Regions from separate parts of the Homo sapiens genome. Here region 1 is linked to region 2. A link is a contact called in ENCODE Hi-C or POLR2A ChIA-PET data. All regions are on one chromosome and are shown on one strand. The core of a region is the stretch at or near the end of the contact, and the rest is flanking DNA. Distances in the headings are between cores, read along the strand shown. Region 1 holds the start of GUSB (glucuronidase beta). Region 2 holds the start of ERV3-1 (endogenous retrovirus group 3 member 1, envelope).

The links. A loop is a pair of places that touch in the nucleus more often than their neighbours do. ChIA-PET counts read pairs that join two places held with the same protein, here RNA polymerase II (POLR2A). Pooled maps may share reads with other maps.
Region 1: a loop to region 2 is called in a map of CD8-positive, alpha-beta T cell, with 11 times the contacts of the local background. The contact joins the promoter of GUSB here to the promoter of ERV3-1 in region 2. A Hi-C loop is called at or near these places in 1 of 168 maps with a recorded cell type or tissue (CD8-positive, alpha-beta T cell) and 9 of 50 pooled maps. POLR2A ChIA-PET finds 5 or more read pairs at or near these places in 1 of 52 experiments (activated CD4-positive, alpha-beta T cell).

The regions. Positions count from the first base shown.
Region 1 is chr7:65,980,577-65,987,554 of GRCh38, forward strand. It overlaps GUSB (glucuronidase beta), which reads right to left and starts at 1,637. Exons shown (of 12, transcript NM_000181.4): 1 at 1,398-1,637. The coding sequence starts at 1,607. RefSeq lists enhancers at 1-226, 1,683-1,812.
Region 2 is chr7:65,000,938-65,007,936 of GRCh38, forward strand. ERV3-1 (endogenous retrovirus group 3 member 1, envelope) reads right to left here and starts at 5,750. Exons shown (of 2, transcript NM_001007253.4): 1 at 5,604-5,750. It overlaps ERV3-1-ZNF117 (ERV3-1-ZNF117 readthrough), which reads right to left and starts at 5,809. Exons shown (of 4, transcript NM_001348050.2): 1 at 5,604-5,809. RefSeq lists an enhancer at 5,681-5,740 and a silencer at 5,841-6,010.

The sequences.
Region 1 (6,978 bases), core at 387-2,886, 980 kb after region 2:
TGTGCACCTGGGCCAGTGGGGCCAGGAGTTCCTCCTCAGAGTGGATGGGGCACAATATCTCCTGAGACAGGAGCAAGCCCAGGGCCACATCCCAGCCAGAGGCAAGAAGGTTCAGACCTGTGACTAAGAGGCAGATGGCCACTGCCTGTCACAGGGAGGAAGGCTGGTTGGAGGAATGGGGGGAGCTTTGCTTAGGACACTGTGAGTGGGGTGCACACTGGCACCCAGCCCCCTCCTCTTTCCCTCCTGTACTGAATGCTGCAAAGTCAGAATAAGAGGATGTAGACCAGGCAAAAGCCGCCCAGACCTCACCCAGTTCCACTTCTCTGCAGATCACATCCAAGTCAGGAGGGGAACAGGGGTGGCGTCCTGGGCCTGATGTCATGTCCTGTCCTCTATGTGAACCTTGAAAACCAAGGGACTTCCTGCCTCGGCAGAGCTGACCTCAGGACATCTAAACTGTCACCTTCTCCCGATCCCCGGGCCCAGCTCTGTGCAGTGCATGCCGCTGTGGCCAGAGTGTGTGGGTGGCTCATGCCAGTAATCAGCGCTTTGGGAGGTCAACGTGGGAGGATGGCTTGAGGCCAGGAGTTCGAGACCACCCTGGGTAAATAGTGACACCCTGTATCTTTTTTTTTTTTTTAAGTTTTTTTGCCTTTTTTTTTTTTTTGGAGACGTAGTCTCACTATGTCGCCCAAGTTGGAGTGCAGTGGCATCCTGATCTCAGCTCACTGCAACCTCTACTCCCGGGTTCAAGCAATTCTCCTGACTCAGCCTCCCAAGTAGCTGGGATTACAGGCATGAACCACCACACTTGGCTAATTTTTATATTTTTAGTAGAGATGAGGTTTCACCCTGTTATGTTGGCCAGCCTGGTCTCAAACTCCTGGCCTCAGGCGATTCGCCCGCCTCCACCTCCCAAAGTGCTGGGATTACAGGTGTGAGCCACCGAGCCCAGATAATTTTTTTTTTTTCAATTAGCCAGGCGTGTTGGCACCCCCTAAATTGCAAGGCTGGGGCGGGAGAATCGCTTGAGCTCAGAAGTTAGGCTGGCGCCACTCCGCCCCAGCCTGGGAAACAGGTGCAAACCCAGTCTCAAAAAAATTTTTAAAAATTAAAAATAAATATTGAAAGGAAGGATACTGCACAGACTCAGCCTTTACCTCGGGAAAGGGCTCGGCAAGAGCCTTTTCTCCTCCTGCCTAATCCGCCCCGGCCCTCCAGGGTGCTCCTGTTCCCCCGTCCCCCAAGCCGGCGCCCCCAAGCCCGTTGACCTTTAACCTCCTGCGGGCCCCAGCTCGGAGACGCCCAGGGGAAGAAGTCTGCGGGGGGCCCGGGCTCCCCTACTCCCACCGCCGGGCTTTCGGGCGCCTCCCGGCCCTGCCCCGAGATCGCACCTCCCACAGCGGCCGCCGGTACCACTGCTCCTCGAAGCCCCGGCGTCGGTTGTCAGAGAAGTCGGCGCGGAAGCTCCAGAGGCCGTCCAGCTCCTTGCACTCCCGCGACGGGCTCTCCTGGGGGTACAGCATCCCGCCCTGCAGCCCCAGCGCGCAGCCCCACAACAACGGCCCGAGCGCCGCCCAGGCAACCGCCGACCCCCGGGCCATGCTTCCCGGTCCCCCGCTCGGCCACCGTCTGCGGCGCTAAGAAAAGCGCGGGAGGTGCCCGTAGGGCGGGTCGCGTGACGCGCCGGTGTCGTGATGCGCCTGAAGCCATCCGCGCCATCTTGGTTGAGGACGAGTGCCAGGCCTGGAGGGGCGGGGCCGGGCGCTGCCCGGTAGGGCTTGTGGCTGGAACCCCAGGCTAGGCCTTTGGGGAAACGGGACCCTCACCCTCAGCCCCAGCCGATAAGGGCGAGGTCTGCTCCCCACCCCGACCCAGGCTGGACGATCCAGGGCCGCAGGCCAGAACAGAACCCCTGAGATCGGTGGGATCCCCCTGTTTCTTCAAGGAGCACCTCCACTTGCTTTTCCCAGCAGGAATTCAAGGAGGCCCCAGCGGCGCCTCTTCCATGCCTGTCTGATGCAGCCTCTTGCAGGGATGCACGTCCTTGGGATGCGGCCATAGCCTTGACCCTGGGCTTCTGGAGCCCTGACCTTAACCCAGGGGCCAAGAGCTCCCTCTTGGTGTTGCAGGCACATAAAGATGCAGGGAGAGAGGCCAGGTGCACTTTGGGAACCCGAGGGGGGCAGATCACTTGAGGCCAGGAGTTCGAGACCAGCCTGGCCAACGATAGTGAAACCCCGTCCCTATTTTGTAAACATACAAAAAAAAAAAAAAGAATTAGCGGGGCGTGATGGTGCGTGCCTGTAATCCCAGCTACTCAGGAAGCTGAGGTAGGAGAATCGCTTGAACCCGGGAGGCAAAGGCTGCAGTAAGCCGAGATCGCACCACTGCACTCCAGCCTGGGCAACAGAGCGAGACTCTGTCTCAAAAAAAAAAAAAAAATTGCAGGGAAAGGGTGCCCTGCGGGACCCCAGTTTACTCCAGTAGGGAAGGCACCGTGTGGGAGAGGTAGAGGAGGAGATCTGGAGACAGCAAAGGAGACATAGATTTATGGAGGGGACTTTCATACAGGGACGGTGCAGTGGCCATTGCTGGACATGAGAACCACTACCATTTGTAAAAAGCATGCAGCTTACATAACATTTTCAACTAGCATCCTCGACCTGTTACTGGTGGAGTTCCGGGTGGTGAATCCCTACACATCAGCAACAACCTCAATTCTTGCCTCCTCAGAAGAAAGAATTGCACTGAGGGGCATAAGGCAGAAAGCCAGAGGGAGGTAAGCTGCAGAGCAGTAGTAAAAGCTTGTTAAAAAGCAGGCCAGTGCTGAGCGTAGTGGCTCACACCTGTAATCCCAGCACTTTGGGAGGCGGAGGTGGGGGGATCACGAGGTCAGGGGTTTGAGACCAGCCTGGCCAATATGATGAAACCCCATCTCTACTAAAAAATTAGCTGGGCATGGTGGCATGCGCCCGTAGTCCCAGCTACTCGGGAGGCTGAGGCAGGAGAATCGATTGAACGCGGGAGGCAGAGGTTGCAGTCAGCCGAGATCGCACCACAGCACTACAGCCTGGCGAGAGAGCAAGACTCAGTCTAAAAAAAAAAGCAGGCCAGGCACAGAGGTTCAGGCCTGTAACTCCAAACTCCAGCACTTTGGGAGGCCAAGGCGGGAGGATCACTTGATATCAGGAGTTTGAGACCAACCTGGCCAACGTGGAGAAACCCCATCTCTACTAAAAATACAAAAATTAGCCAGGCGTGGTGGCAGGCACCTGTAATCCCTACTATTTGGGAGGCTGAGGCAGGAGAAATGCTTTAACCCAGGAGGCAGAGGTTGCAGTGAGCTGAGATCACGCCACCGCACTCCAGCCTGGGCTACAGAGTGAGATGCCATTTCAGGAAAAAAAAAAATATTAAAAAACTTTAGAACAGGAAGGAAAGAAGGAAAGTACAACTTGGAAGAGGGCCAAGTGGGTGATCTAAGAAACCAAGTGCCTTGGCCAGGTGCGGTGGCTCACGCCTGTCATCCCAGCACTTTGGGAGGCTGAAGCAGGCAGATCACCTGAGGTTGGGAGTTCGAGACCAGCCTGACCAATATGGAGAAACCGCATCTCCATATTTAGCTGGGCATGGTGGCACATGTCTGTAATCCCAGCTACTCGGGAAGGCTGAGGTGAGAGAATCGCCTGAACCAGAGATTGCAGTGAGCCGAGATCACGCCATTGTACTCCAGCCTGGGCAACAAGAGTGAAACTCCTACAAAAAAAAAGAAAAAGGAAAACAAGTGCCCAGCTTGACCTCTTGACTCAGGGTTTCATAGATTGGCATCCTTCCAGGATCTTGCCACTCCTGATTCCTTAGCTGGGGCTCTGAACATACATTCTTAGACCATAAAGTCATTCGCAGGGTGCACAACAGTTACGGATGTCAGGTGCCTCTGCCATACAGAGGGAGCCCTCATGTCCTAGGAAGCTGGCCTGGACACAATTGTTTGTATGATTACTCCCCCACCCCCTTTTTTCATGCTCACCAAATCCACCTTCTGAAAATGGACCTCAATACTGGAAATGGAGTCCCCAGCATAGTGAAAATAAGTACATTCTGGGAACTGACAAGGCCTAAAGGCTCTCTCCCAAATGTTTACATTGTTTTTTTATTTTCATATTTTCTTTTTTTAAATTTTACTTTTATATTTCATTAGTGAAATCTTGACATGCTTAAATTAGAATACAGTTCACTGTTTATGAGGCAGCTTTAGGCCAAATTTAACAAAAGTAAGAAAAAGTAGGATGCAGACGTTTATACAGTATGTAAAAATCAGTAATTCAGGCCAGGGGCAGTGGCTCACGCCTATAATCCCAGCACTTTGGGAGGCTGAGGCGGGCAGATCACCTGAGGTCAGGAGTTCAAGACCAGTCTGGCCAACAAGGTAAAACACCATCTCTACTAAAAATACAAAATTTAGCCAGGCATGGTGGCAGGTGCCTGTAATCCCAGCTACTAGAGAAGTTGAAGCAGGAGAATCACTTGAACCCGGGAGGTGGAGGTCACAGTGAGCCAAGATCACACCACTGCACTCCAGCCTGGGGGAACAGAGCAAGACTCTGTCTCAAAAAATTAAAAAAAGAAAAGAAAAGAAAAAAGAGTGAGAATCACTAATTGCCACGAGAATGGCACCATGCCATTCATGAGGGACCTGCCCCTATGACCTAAACACCTCCCACAAGGCCCCACTTCCAACATTGAGAATCAAATTTCTTTTTCTTTTTCTTTTTCTTTTTTTTTTTTTGAGACAGAGTTTCGCTCTTGTTGCCCCAACTGGAGTGCAATGGTGCCATCTTGGCTCATCACAACCTTCGCGTCCCAGTTTCAAGCAATTCTCCTGCCTCAGCCTCCCGAGTAGCTGGGATTACAGGCATGCATGCCCGGCTAATTTTGTATTTTTAGTAGAAATGGGGTTTGTTCATGTTGAGGCTGGTCTCAAACTCCTGACCTCAGGTGATTCGCCTGCCTTGGCCTCCCAAAGTGCTGGGATTACAGGCGTGAGCCACTGGGCCCAGTGGGGAATCAAATTTCAACACAACACTTGGTGGGGCCAAACAAACCATAACCAAACCACAGGATAGGTACTATTATTACTACCATTTCTCAAATGTGGAAACTGAGACACATGAAGGTTCAGTAACTTTTCTAACACCACAGAGCTAGTAAGATGCAGAACTGGGAATCTGACCTAATCAATCTGTTTCCAAGTGTTTATGCTGTCACTCTGAATCACTCTGCCATACCACCTGGCAAAGGCTTTTTTTTCTTGAGAAAGTGTCTTGCACCCAGGCTGCATCACAGTTTACTGTAGCCTCGACCACCTGGGCTCAGGTGATCCTCCTGCCTTAGCCTCCCAAGTAGCTGGGACTACAGACACATGCCATCACACCCAGCTAATTTTTAAAAAAATTTTTATTTATGTATTTTTTTTTTGAGACGGAGTCTCACTCTGTCGCCCAGGCTGGAGTACATTGGAACAATCTCAGCTCACTGCAACCTCCGCCTCCCAGGTTCAAGCGATTCTCCTTCCTCAGCTTCCTGAATAGCTGGAATTACAGGTGCATCACCATGCCTGGCTAATTTTTGTATTTTTAGTAGAGACGGGGTTTCACTATGTTGGCCAGGCTGGTCTTGAACTCCTGACCTCAGGTGATCTGCCTGCCTCGGCCTCCCAAAGTGCTGGGATTACAGGTGTAAGCCTTCATGCCTGACCCTATGTCCAGCTAATTTTTACAACATTTTGTTGGCCAGGTGTGGTGGCTCACACCTGTAATCCTACCACTTTGGGAGGCCAAGGCAGGTGGATCACCTAAGGTCAGGAGTTCAAGACCAGCCTGGCCAACATGGCAAAAGCCCATCTCCACTAAAAATACAAAAATTAGCCGAGTGTGGTGGTGCACACCTGTAATCCCAGCTAATGGGGAGGCTGAGGAAGGAGAATTGCTTGAACCTGGGAGCTGGAGGTTGCAGTGAGCTGAGATCACAGCACTGCACTCCGGCCTGCGAGAAGGGAGCAAGACTCCATCTCAAAAAAAAAACAAAACATTTTTTAGTCTGGGCATGGTGGCTCATGCCTGTAATCCCAGCATTTTGGGAGGCTGAGGCAGGTGGATCACCTGAGGTTGGGAGTTTGAGACCAGCCTGACCAACATGGAGAAACCCTCATTTCTACTGAAAATGCAAAATTAGCCAGACATGGTGGTGCATGCCTGTAAACCCAGCTACTCGGGAGGCTGAGGCCGGAGAACCACTTGAACCAAGGAGGCGGAAGTTGGAGTGAGCCAAGATCTCACCATTGCACTCCAGCCTGGGCAACAAGAATGAAAGTCTGTCTCAAAAAAAAAAAAAGTTTGTATTCAGGGTTTCACTATGTTGCCTAGGCTGGCCTTGAACTGCTGGCCTCAAGCAATCCTCCCAGCTCAGGCTCCCAAAGTGTTGAGATTACAGGCATGTTACCCAGGATAATCTCGATCTCCTGACCTCATGATCCGCCTGCCTTGGCCTCCCAAAGTGCTGAGATTACAGGAGTGAGCCACCATGCCTGGCCTGATCTGTTTCTTTTTCAGAGACACAGATACTATCCAACATTTTTCTTTTTTCTTTCTTTCTTTCTTTCTTTCTTTCTTTTTTTTTTTTTTTTTTTTTTTTTTTTTGAGACAGAGTCTCACGCTGTTGCCCAGGCTGGAGTGCAGTGGTACAATCTCAGCTCACTGCAACCTCCACCTCCCAGGTTCAAGCAATTCTCCTGCCGCAGCCTAATAAGAAGCTGGGATTACAGGTGCTCACCACCACAACTGGATAATTTTTGTATTTTCAGTAGAGACGGGGTTTCACCATGTTGGCCAGGCTGGTCTCAAACTCCTGACCTCAGGTGATCCTCCAGCCTTGGCCTCCCAAAGTGCTGAGGTTACAGGCATGAGCTGCCAT
Region 2 (6,999 bases), core at 4,500-6,999:
AACAGAAGACCAAATGCATGTTCTCATTTCTAAGTAAGAGCTAAATAATAAGAACACATGGACACAAAGAGAGAAACAACGGTCACTGAGGCCTAGTTTAGGGTGGAGGGTGAAAGGACAAAAAGGATCAAAGAATACCTGTTTGGTGCTATGCTTAGTACCTCAGTGACAAAATAATCTGCATGCCAAACCCCCCGTGACACAATTTCACCCACATAACAAATCTGCATGTGTACCCCTGAACCAAAAATAAAAAATTCGTGGGTGGGGGATAGCATAATGTACGTGTAAGGAATGGTTTGTGCTACAGATAGTGGTCCAGGTGGGATTGTCCTCTGATTTATTTCTGTGTCCATGCAGGCAGATGAGATTATGAACAGGTGGTCCAGAATCCTAGATTGGTGGAGAGAACAGGTTGCTGCTGCAGATTCAGTGTCTGGGAATAGGAATATGTCAGGAGACTCGTAGACACTTTTGTGGGTTTTTGGCAAGAAACACCAGGATGAAAAATGCTGTGGTGAAATTCCTAAGGTGGTGCCTAGTCCTGGGAGGTGTGAACACATCAATGTCTAGTGGGTATGTTTGTGAGTGGGTGGAAATCCTGAGGTGGCAGTGGTGGGAAAAGGAGGTCTGCTATAAGAGCTCCTTTCCTCTAAGTTTTCAGTCCTCTCTCACAGTGGGAGTGGGAGGAGACCTCAAATCCCAGGACAATGGGCAGTGTGACAGCCTGTGTACAGGAGAGCAGAGTCTCTCATTCCCAGACACCCAGAGTTCCATTCCAGGCCAGGCCTCTGAGATGTCTTTCTTCTGGCACCAAAACTGTAATGTTTGCTGAACACCAAGCAATTCTTCAAAACCAACACATTGTCTAAAATTTGAATTATGACCCCACTTAAGAGTCAGCACAGACCCTGATCCAGGGCTCAATCTCACAACACTGTCTTCACTGCAGACACCAGTCACAAACCCTATAGGTCCATCTATGCTTTTGAGCTACTGTTTAAAAATTCAGGACTCCCATAAATCTCTCAAGTTCAATAATTTTATAGAGCTGCTCACAGAACTCAGCAAAATACTGTAGTTATGTTTACCCATTTATTATACAAAATACAACCCAGAAAACTCAAGTGGAAAAAATGTATAGGACAAAGAAAAGACGTGGGGAAAGATGAAGCACATAGATAATCCTGGTAAATAGCGTTAATAAAATTCTCTATCCTTTGTGTTCTCCAGGAACAGTTTATGGAAAGAAACATCCTTTCATTATGACTTAGATGGTGCTCTCTTGTCTGACTTATCACATAACCAGACACTGACTCTGCACATTTTCTTCTTTTTTGTATTAAAAAATTAGCTAAATTTGTCTTCAGTGGTCAAAATAAAATGCTTTTTTGTTTGTTTTTTGAGATGGAGTCTCACTCTGTCGCCCAGACTAGAGTGTAGTGGCACGATCTTGGGTCACTGAAACCTCTGCCTCCAAGGTTCAAGCAATTCTCCTGCCTCAACCTCCAGAGTAGGTGGGATAACAGGCACATGCAACCATGCCTGGCTAATTTTTATATTTTTTTTTAGTAGAGATGGGGTTTCGTCATGTTGGCCAGGCTGGTCTCGAACTCCCGACCTCAAGTGATCCCCCGGCCTTGGCCTCCCAAAGTGCTGGGATTACAGGCATGAGCCATTGTGCCCAGCCTAAAATACTTCTTAATCAAACTTTACTTAAGTTTATCTCCTTTCCACAGGCTCCTGAACTTTGAGCTACTCTCAGTCTGAGCCAACATACAGCCCCATTTTATGTTCCTCCTAAAAACTTGCTGACTTCATGGTAAAACAATTTCTGATCTAAAATCTGATTTTTTTTCATCCTCCATTTGCTATTCCCCTCTGACCTTCTAATCTTTTTTGCTCCTCCCTAAGAAAGAAAGCCTTTATCTGTTTAAACTTTGCAATCCTTAAAGCTCTTATAGTTGGTACTTCGTTCTGTTGCAACACTCTTTTAGAATTCAATTTTTTTACATAAACCTAATTTAGCTCATTTTACAAAGTCTAGAAACTGCCTCAAAACAGTAACAATTTCATCTGCAGTAAGACCCTCCCAGTCCCATTCCATCTTAATGTTAACTGCATCTGTCTGTGGGTCCCCAGCTTTCCAGGGCTCTGTCACTTTTTTCAGTATAAAGGCTTCTTCCATGGCTAGAGTGAGCAGGCTGGGACATCTGCAGGGAAGGTTTCCTAGAAAGAATGAACTGAGCCTTTAATACCCTCCCTCCCTGGCTGGGTGCAGTGGCTCACACCTGTAACCCCAACATTTTGGGAGACCAAGGATCACCTGAGGTCAGGAGTTTGAGACCAGACTGGATAACATGGTGAAACCTCGTCTCTACTAAAAATACAAAAATTAGCTGGGTGTGGTGGCACCTGCCTGTAATCCCAGCTACCTGGGAGGCTGAGGCAAGAGATTTGCTGGAACCAGGAGGCAGAGGCTGCAGTGATCCAAGATCTCACCACTGCACTCCAGCCTGGGCAACAGAGCAAGGCTCTGTCAAGAAAAAAGAAAAAGAAAGAAAGAACCTCCCCGCTTTTTGCAGGCTCAATATTAGCATTAGCTTGGGGTCACTGGGCACAAGCTTTAATTTCCATGTCAGAGTTATTCACTTGGTTTTTGAAACTGAAAAATTCAGAAAAATTACTCAAACACATTGTTTATATAAGGGAAGGAAATTTTACGGTACTTACATTTCATACCTCAATAAGAAATACAAAAGCATTTATTCCTTTAAGACAATATGTTATTATTTCCATTAAAAATCATGTAGTAAACAATTAGTCATATGGGAGCACTTCTAGGAGATACCAAGTTTCCTCTCATAAAATTTAGCATTAACATCACATATCAAGATGATAGAGTACAGAACAGAGGTATTCCCTGTAACAAATGTACCCTGCAAAAAGAGGAACTGATGTTTTCATGAATGTAACTCACCAATTATCTACCACATTTTCTTATGGAAATGTATTCATTTTCTACAGCCAAAATGGAAGAGAGATTTTCCCTATTTTTTTCCTTTGTAGCACTCTAAAAACTAAGCCTTGGAATTCTGTTGGATGTCACCAAGTCATTAAAAAAACACACCTGGCTGGGCGCGGTGGCTCACGCCTGTAATCCCAGCACTTTGGGAGGCAAAGGCGGGCAGATCGGGCAGGTCACCTGAGGCAGGGAGTTCAAGACCAGCCTGACCAACATGGAAAAACGCTATCTCCACTAAAAATACAAAAAATTAGCTGGTGCATGGTGGCACATGCCAGTAATCCCAGCTACTTGGGAGGCTGAGGTAGGAGAATCACTTGAACCCAGAGGCAGAGGTTTCAGTGAGCTGATACTGAGCCATTGCACTCCAGCCTGGGCAACAAGAGCAAAACTCCGTCTCAAAACAAAACAAAACAAAAACAAAAACACACACCTGAGAAAATTTCTAAACTCGGTCTGGGAAAGAAAAAGGTAAATGAGTTTTGTTTTTGTTTTTGAGACAGAGTCTTCCTTAAATGAGTATTCTTAAGAATGGAATATAGGATTAGATATTTATTTTCTTCTGAGCCCCACCTCTTTTATGCCCTTTGTAAATATTTTCTTACCTTTTAAGCCCTACTAATAAAATGCAAGTTACAGTTAAAAAACTGTAGTCAAAATAAGTGAACAAACCTTTTCAAGGTGACAAACCCAGGGAGCTACGGTGCTCATTAAAAAACAGATGTGTTTGACTCATATGTCAAGTCAGGCCACCCAATCCCTTGAGAGATTCTCCCACCCCCATCCTGCTCACTTAAGTGCTCAGTGACCACCCTCTCCAGAGACACTGTACTAGGCCCCATTGAGTGCCCCAAGGTGCATTTCACTTTGCAAGTTGCTGCACCATCTCACTGGGGCCAGGTTTGATTTTTTTTTTTTTTTTTTTTTTGTCTTTTGGGATACTATTTTCTCTTTCATAATTCTTGGAGAATCCAGGTGGCAGTAATTATTTGTTTTTCCCTCATTACCACCATCTGATTGGCTGACCAGCAATGTGTCTTCGAGAAATGGAACCCGGGTTGCTTGAAGACAATCTTAACTTCTCTAAGGGTTTGCTTTTCAAAGGAAGAGTACCCCAGGAGACTCCTCTCAGCCTCAGGGCATCCACCTGCTCCCTTGAGAGGCTACACTCCAACTTCAGGCTGTCCTGTCTCCCATTCCCAGATATGCGAAGTTTCATTCCAGGCCAGGAGCTGAAATTTACTAGACATTGTAGCATACACAGCCACAGTGGATATCTTGATTTATCCCCAGACAGTACTGAAACCCAGAACCAGGGAAAAAACTGAAGGGTGGCTGAGGACACATTACCTTATAAAGTTTCCAAAGGGAAACCCTGACCCAAAAATATTCTGATAAGGTTTCTGTGGCTAGAGGCAATAAAAGGAAAGGAGGCACAGAACATTTTTTACAATACAGTGTCAGGGGATTATTCTTTGCTTTCTTCTCTTGGGAAATCTTTACAAACAGAAAACAAATCTTTTTTAAAATGCCAGCCAATGCTTTGTCAAAAAATGATTAATTAAAATATGGTACCTAAAATGTACACTAAAGTGTACATTAAAGGACAAATAGTTGATAATGTGAATTAGGGAGGGGAAATTGGCATTTGGGAATGTCAGAAGGAACTGGAAATTTAGTATTTTACTGCAAGCCAGAGTTAGGCTGGAGGAATGGGAAATGGGGAGAAGTCTTGAGACCCTGCTTGAGACAGAAGTGAAAAATGCAGAGGAAAATCAGTGCCCTGTGGAGTGTGAAAATAATTAAGTGGCAGGCAATTAGACTGAGGTGGCTCCAGTCCTAGGGTTGCTACTTGCAAAAAAATCTAACTCGAATGATTTTTTTCTAAAGTATTACATTGGGGGAAAATAAAATTCAGGCTTAACCAACTATAAACTGCCAATTAACCTCTCATTACATGACCAGGGAATTTCCACCTTGATCGTACAAATTAAGAAACTACATAACTTTACCTAACCAATTATTGAATTTGCTTTCCTTTATCATGCACTTTATAAAAGTGTTTTCTTCAAGCCCCTTCCATAAACCACAAACTACAAAACATAGCTTGGTGCTCTACAATTCTTGAATTACTCTTTAATTAAATTCTTTAATATTTCTGCGGAGACTTCCACAAATTTTTAATAGAAAAAAAGGGGGACTGGGAACCCCGCAGACCAAAGCTCTTCCCATTCATGAACTCTGCATCCTGAGTCAGTATTCTCCCCTGACGACCGTCCAGTGGTCCCTGCACAATCGGGGAGAGCTGCGGCAGTGGGGGCAGAGCTGCCCACAGAGGACTCCAGAACAAGGCACAGTCACTGCGCAGGGAGGAGACAGGATGCCCGGGGTCCGAGCTGTCAGCCCGGCCGCCATCCTATGGCTGAAGGGGACTGAGGGCCGAGCTGCGCCAAGGAGAACTCGGGGCCGCGGATTTTGGAGCCAGCTGCGGGGAGGCCAGAGTCCCGCCACAGCCACTTCCCACCAGTTCCAACCAGCCCCGCCCCCTCTCTCGGGATGTCGGACCCGGCACTCTCACCATTTCTAGGCTTCCAGTGGGTCCTGGCGTCTTAGCTGTGGATCTCCCAATACCTGCAGGTAACGAGGCCACAGAAGCTGGGCCTCTAGGAGCAGAAGACACAGAGCAGTGAAGACTACACCAGAAGCTCCGGCTGCCGCCAGAGACAAAGGCCCCACCAAACCCGGAAGCCGTCCTGTCTGCTCCAGCTGAGTGCCTGATTGGACGGGTCCCAGCCCAGCGTCCCTGATTGGATAATGTTTAGGGCCCCACCCTCTCAGGCCTTGATTGACAGAAGACGTGCTCAGATGCTGGGCTGAATGTAGAGTGAACCCTAAGCCTTTTCAGGCAGAGCTTCCTCCCTGAGCTGACCCAGGCCCTCCCCAGACGGCATTTGCCTTGTAAGGCAACCGTCTGAAATAAAATGTGAGCCATGTGTGAATTCTAAATTTTCTAGTAGTTAAGAAGAAAGAAGAAACAGGTGAAATTCATTCTAACCATTTAATAACCCAATATATCCAAAATATTATTTTAGTATAGGAGCAATATGTAATTATTAATGTAGTGTATATATTCTTGGAACTAAATCTTTAAATCTAACCCTGTATTTTACCTTTCTAGCACATCGCAGTTCAGACCAGCCATATTCCAGCTATCCTGTAGCCACACATGGCCAATAGCCACCACATTGAAGTGCAGCTCTGATTTCATACTTCCTCTCTCTCTCTCCTCAAACCTCCTGTGCTTCCTTCCCTCCCTCCCTTCTGCTAAGCTGATGCTCACTTCTCCAACGTTACTAGAAGCCCTCAGAGTGAATGTTCTTATCTTCCCACCATCCACCGACTGTGTCTCTGTTCCTTCCACTGTCACTGTGTAATAATTGCCCTTCTGCGGCTGGGCATGGTGGCTCATGCCTGTAATCCCAGCACTTTGGGAGGCTGAGGTGGGAGGACTGCTTGAAGCCAGGAGCTTGAGACCAGCCTGGGCAACATAGTGAGACTCCATCTCTACAAAAAAGTTTAAAAATTAGCCATGGGCTGGGTACGGTGGCTCACGCCTGTAATCTCAGCACTTTGGGAGGCTGAGGTGGGCGGATCACCTGAGGTCAGGAGTTCAAGACCAGCCTGGCCAACATGGTGAAACCCTGTCTCTATAAAAATACAAAAATTAGCTGGGCCTGGTGGCGTGCACCTGTAATTCCAGCTACTTGGGAGGCTGAGGCAGGAGGGTCACTTGAACCCAGGAGGTGGAGGTTGCAGTGAGCCAAGAACGCACCATTGCACTCCAGCCTGGGTGACAGAGCGAGACTGTGTCTCAAAAATAAAAATAAAAGTTAGCAAGGCGTGTTGGTGTGCACCTGTGGTCCCAGCTACTCAGGAGGCTGAGCTGGGAGGATAACTTGAGCTCACGAGTTCAA